Linked DNA regions of Homo sapiens: region 2 is linked to region 1. A link is a contact called in ENCODE Hi-C or POLR2A ChIA-PET data. All regions are on one chromosome and are shown on one strand. Each heading gives the region's core, a stretch centred on a gene start or an enhancer-like site at or near the end of the contact. The rest is flanking DNA. Distances are from core to core; before and after follow the strand shown.

Region 1 (2,642 bases), core at 143-2,642:
GTCCTAACAGTCTATCTAACAGGCATTCCATTATTACCTTAACCCTTCCCATACGGCCTTTTTCATTCCACCTGAATTAAATATTCATGTATCTTTTCCATTATTTTCTTTAAACTAAACAGGTGAGTAACTGGAACTAATTTTGGAGTTTGGTATGAATTGAGAAGAGAGATATGCCTCTTCCCACCCTCTGGCAAACCCATTTTTTTCATTATGATTTTATTAAATAATTCCTCCTTTTCTCACTACTATGTGAAGCTTAAACTTCACATATACTACACAGATTACCATTTCGGGTACACTACGGTTTATTTCTGGCTATAAATTTTGGGACTCTGATCTGTGTATTGATATTTCAAGCGTGTAATTACTTTTTAAGAGGTGGAGTCTGGCCGTGTTGTCCAGGCTAATCTTGCACTCCTGAGCTCCAGCTATTCTCCTGCCTCAGCCTCCCAAAGTGCTGGAATTACTGGTGTTGAGCCACCAAGCCCAGCCTTTTTTTTTTTTTTTTCAATAATTGCATGTGATTTTAAAATATCTTAGTTTTCTAGCTTTCTGGCCACAGGAAATTGGAAACTGTAGAGACAAGCAAACTGATAACATCATAAAATGAGATCAACAGCTGTCTCTGAGCTAGAAACTAGAAAACACTGGCTATAAAAAGCAGCAGCATGGCCGGGCACAGTGGCTCACGCTTGTAATCACAGCACTTTGGGTGGCCGAGGCAGGCGGATCACCTGAGGTCAGGAGTTCGAGACCAGCCTCGCCAACATGGTGAAACCTCATCTGTACTAAAAATACAAAAAAATTAGCCCGGTATGGTGGCGGGCACCTGTAATCCCAGCTACTCCAGAGGCTGAGGCAGGAGAATCGCTTAAACCTGGGAGGTGGAGGCTGCAGTGAGCCAAGATCTTGCCATCGCACTCCAGCCTGGGCGACAAGAGCAAAACTCCATCTCCAAAAATAAAATACAATTAAATAAAAAAAATAAAAAGCAGCAGCACAGCTCCTCAGAGCCAGGGACTGTGGTGGGAAGAGCAGCCCTGCGTGCATTCTCCTCTCCTAAGGTCAAGTTGAATATTTGATGACAACAATGACTGAGTGATTAGGGAAAAGCTGAGTCACGTGCACTCAACATACTGTTTAATATGAAATAAATATGCAACGTATTTAAAATTATCTACATTAAGATAACTTAGATAGAAAGTTTTCTTGCATCTCCAGAGTAAGAACCGTACTCATTCAAGGTGCAGCTTTGACTCTAGCGCTCCCTGCTGAGAGCAGCCGCTCCCTGTACTGGGGTAGAACCTTGAGAGGCCCCTATCTTAGAGCACAGATCCTGTGCTGGGCCCTGAGGGTGAAGAAAGACACAGCTTCTGCCTTTGAGGGCCCCAGTCTAGGGAGGAAAATGACTGGCCTCCGTTACCCAACAATGTGCGAGGGGAATCATTTCATACTGCTGTGACATGGAAGGCCAGATCCGTGAGGCGGGGCAGAGATGACATACATGTTGTTGCTGTTTTTAGCAAATCTATTTAATAGCCAGGCATGGTGGCACGCGCTCATAGTCCCAGGTACTTGGGAGGCTGAGGTGGGAGGATCACTTGACCTTGGGAGGTTGAGGCTTCAGTGAGCTTATCAGGCCACTGCACTCCAGCCTAGGTGACAGAGTGAGACTCTGTCTCTAAAAAAAATAAAAATAAAAATAAACAAAAAACAAATACATTTAACAAAAAATTAGGCCAAGTCCACTGGCTCACGCTTGTATTTTCAGCACTTTGGAAGGCCAAGGTGGGAGGATCACTAAAAGCCAGAAGTTCGAGACCAGCCTGGGCAACAGTGAGACTCTGTCTCTACAAAAATGTTTAAAAAAAAAAATTAGCCTGGTGTGGTGGTGTAAGCCTGTAGTCCCAGCAACTCAGGAGGCTGGGGCGGGAGAACCCTTGAGCTTGAGCCCAGGAGTTAAGGCTGCAGCGAGCTATGATCATACTCCTGCATTCCAGCCTGTGTGACAGAGTGAAACCTTGTGCTAAAAAAATTATATCCACACAATTCACTTCTGTGGAATATCTCATGTTCTGATACCACTGGGTGGAAAGGGCAACTCGTAACCAGCCAGGCAGCCTGCTGGAAAATGGGCCACCCAGCTCCACGCTCACCGATGTGGGGGCTGGCAGGGTCGCTGGCTCTCATGTATCGAGGGGTGTCTTCCTCCAGCAGGCGGTGAGTCACCAATCCTGTGCAGCTCTGCAAGAGGATGGGCTGAGTGTCATTTTCAATCCCTTCCAGGCGCCTGGCAATTCTTTCTTTTCTGTGAAATACACCACAAGAGGCAGAGTGAGCAACAGCGATCGAATCTAAAGGAAAATGGAATACTGCTTTGCCAAGCTCTCTTCTACTTCCTAACTCCCACTATAAAGATCTTACCTTTTCATTTCTAAGAATTCTTTCTTCTTTGGTTCAAAGATTTGTCTTAATTCTGCAACTGGAAGAAAACCAAAAAAGAACAAAATATAGTATTTAGTAGTCGTGCGCTCATTTTATTCACTCATGCAACGTGTTTATTGAACTGCAAATTTCAGTTCTTGATTCCTATGTCACAGTGACATGCAAAACTGACCAAGTTCCTGCTTTCTTGGAAA
Region 2 (2,642 bases), core at 61-2,560, 37 kb after region 1:
TCTGGGCCCCCTGTAAACCCCAGAAACTGTGGGGACTTCACCAGTCCCCTTGCAAGTCCCCTGCAGCATGCAGCACGGAACAGGCTGGCATTTGTTTATTTTAATGACAAGCAGCTAATTTCCTACTGTTTAAGGCCAAATTAGATGGCACTGAAGCACCACCGTATTCCCCCTTTCCTCTTCAGCTGCCGGCTTTGGGGGCTGTTTGAGCCCTAATTGGAACTTCCACCCAGAGACCAGGCAAGAAAAGAAAACGAGGTGAGACAATTTAGCTGCTGGCTACTGACTTGCAGCAAGCTCTGTCAATCAAGACTCCTGGAACAGGGGGTCTGGAGTTGCCGAGAGACCTTGATCTACCTGGATGTTCTTATATGGCCAAACCTCAAGACCTCAGGAACTGCAAACTGAAGATAGTAATAAAAGAATACATTAATTTCCCACATAATAGGCAATGTCTACTGAACTAAAATTAAGTTTGTTCTCACTAAAAATAATGTTGTTGGCCAGGCGTGGTGGCTCACGCCTGTAATCCCAGCACTTTGGGAGGCTGAGGTGGGTGGATCACGAGGTCAGGAGTGAAGACCAGCCTGGCCAAGATGGTGAAACCCCGTCTCTACTAAAAATGCAAAAAATTAGCCAGGTGTGGTGGCATGTGCCTGTAATCCCAGCTACTCAGGAGGCTGAGGCAGAGAATTGCTTGAACCTGGGAGGCGGAGGTTGCAGTGAGCCAAGATTGCGCCACTGCTCTCCAGCCTTGGCAACAGAGCAAGACTCCGTCTCAAAAAAAAAAAAAAAAAAAAAAAAAAAAAAGTTGTAAAGGAAAATTCCTCCCTTCCAGCCCCTGGGACTCTCTCCTTAATAATAAAGATATTACCAGACCTCCTGTCCCGTGGCTCCCCAATTAAGTAAGGCTGCCCAACAGGTTCCCAGCACAAAAGAGCTATTCACATGCTTGATTGTACTGAGCCAGCCCCTGACACTCAGCCTTGACGGTATATATTTAGTCACTGTCTACGAAGCAGAACTAGAACCACTGCATTTTCCCCCGACATTAAAACGGTGCCAACCGCATGGACAGAATGATAGATTTTTATCAGATCTTTTCCTGTTCTGAAGAAAAAAAGAGTATTTGTTCACTTTAACATGTACTTTACACCTTCTGGCTAGTAGATCACATATGCCATCTGGTTGGGTGGCAGAAAGTGATCATAAAATGATGAAAGATTCAGTCATCTTTTGCAACCTATTTATATGTTTTATATTTAAGCACATTATCAGGCTGTATTTATGGATATTATTTTTAACCCGGACACATGCTTGTGTTAAGCTTGAAATATGCTGAAATACCTTTAAACCTCATCCTGCAGTGCTGATTTAACTTAGTCACAGTTATCCACATCTAAGAGTATCAGTTGAAGTACTAACCCCTCTTTGAAAAAACTTAAAAACTTGATTCCTGAACTGCACTATACCTCCCCCTGGTGGCAGAAAAGAATCAATGCATCTCCCAAAGCCAATTTTACAAAACACTCCAAATAGAAACCCTGAAGCAAGGACATCTTTGTTTAAAGTAGTTTTAATATCTCCAAGACATGCAAGAAATTAAATGTTAGCAAATTATTTCATTCATCCACTGAACAAATATTTATGGAGCACCCAAGAGGCCAAGCCCGGTTCTGGGGCTGTGGATACAGTGAGACAAACTCCCTGCCCACACAAACTTATGTTCTAGTAATAACCAAATAAAGATTAATGTTTCACACACTTATTGGCCTTCTTTTTTAATATATGTGAAGTGAAATGTGTTTACATGCATGAAATCTCAAATACTCTGGGAACACCTGTGCTTCTGCATTGCTGGTTTCTCTCTTCAGCTCCTTGGCTGTCATTCTCACCTTGACCTCCCAGGCAGGTCCAGAACTTTCTACCCCATGCCCTCAAGAAGAACCTGTTGAGTAAAATGACTGTGGGCCATGGCATTGAAACCCAGGGAATCCAAACTAAGAGGCTTTATTGTCAGCTATATAAAAGTGCTTTTGCTATTTTCAATTGTCTGTATTATAAGCTAATATACTGACAGTTATAAAAGTGAGGCAGTCTTATAAAAAAGTAATAGCTCTCTCTATAAAACCTGATGCAATCCTGTGCCATAGTAAAAATTTTGTACATAAGCATTGCTACTGTGCGAACATTTTACTCAGAATCTCACCTCTGACAAAGCAATAGTAACTTCCAGATTCTCCTCCCCTGCACCCTGCACCTTTTTAAAAAACTGACAGCCTGAGAACTATCATGTTCCTAAATACGTGAGTCCTTCCAGCACATTAGGTGCTATAGGATATACCAGGGCAGCAGACAGAACTCATGCCAGCTTATGTCATCGGCCTTGCTGCATGAAGCTCCATGCTGCGAAGGGATCTTAGCACACGTGGGGAGATCCAAGTGCTCTGGGTGAGGGCTGATGCCTGTTCCTGGCTTAGGAGGAAGATGAGCAAAGAGCCTGCCAGGCATTTACCACTGCTAGTACCTTACATGGTTCTGGGTACTGCTCTAATGCTCATGGGACATAAAGAGGTTTCTCTGGGCTGGGTGCTGTGGCTCATGCCTGTAATCCCAGCACTTTGGGAGGCTGAGGCAGATGG

The links. Hi-C counts contacts between places; a loop is a spot of excess contacts on that map. ChIA-PET counts read pairs that join two places held with the same protein, here RNA polymerase II (POLR2A). Pooled maps may share reads with other maps.
Region 2: a loop to region 1 is called in a map of CD14-positive monocyte, with 2.8 times the contacts of the local background. The contact joins two enhancer-like sites. A Hi-C loop is called at or near these places in 4 of 168 maps with a recorded cell type or tissue (CD14-positive monocyte, MCF 10A, ascending aorta and 1 more) and 9 of 50 pooled maps. POLR2A ChIA-PET finds 5 or more read pairs at or near these places in 4 of 52 experiments (CD4-positive, alpha-beta T cell, H1, activated naive CD4-positive, alpha-beta T cell and 1 more).

The regions. Positions count from the first base shown.
Region 1 is chr10:29,552,624-29,555,265 of GRCh38, forward strand. It overlaps SVIL (supervillin), which reads right to left. Exons shown (of 38, transcript NM_021738.3): 4 at 2,428-2,485; 5 at 2,160-2,311. The coding sequence starts at 2,435. Among named protein-coding and RNA genes, the nearest start is that of MIR604, 8.8 kb to the left of the region's middle. Within about 2 kb of position 1,393, at least 5 of the 41 ENCODE cell types and tissues checked have a DNase peak (open chromatin) inside an H3K27ac peak, as active enhancers do; they include CD14-positive monocyte, where a contact is called at or near this core.
Region 2 is chr10:29,589,386-29,592,027 of GRCh38, forward strand. The region is part of intron 1 of SVIL (supervillin); the gene reads right to left. Among named protein-coding and RNA genes, the nearest start is that of MIR938, 12 kb to the right of the region's middle. Within about 2 kb of position 1,311, at least 22 of the 41 ENCODE cell types and tissues checked have a DNase peak (open chromatin) inside an H3K27ac peak, as active enhancers do; they include CD14-positive monocyte, where a contact is called at or near this core.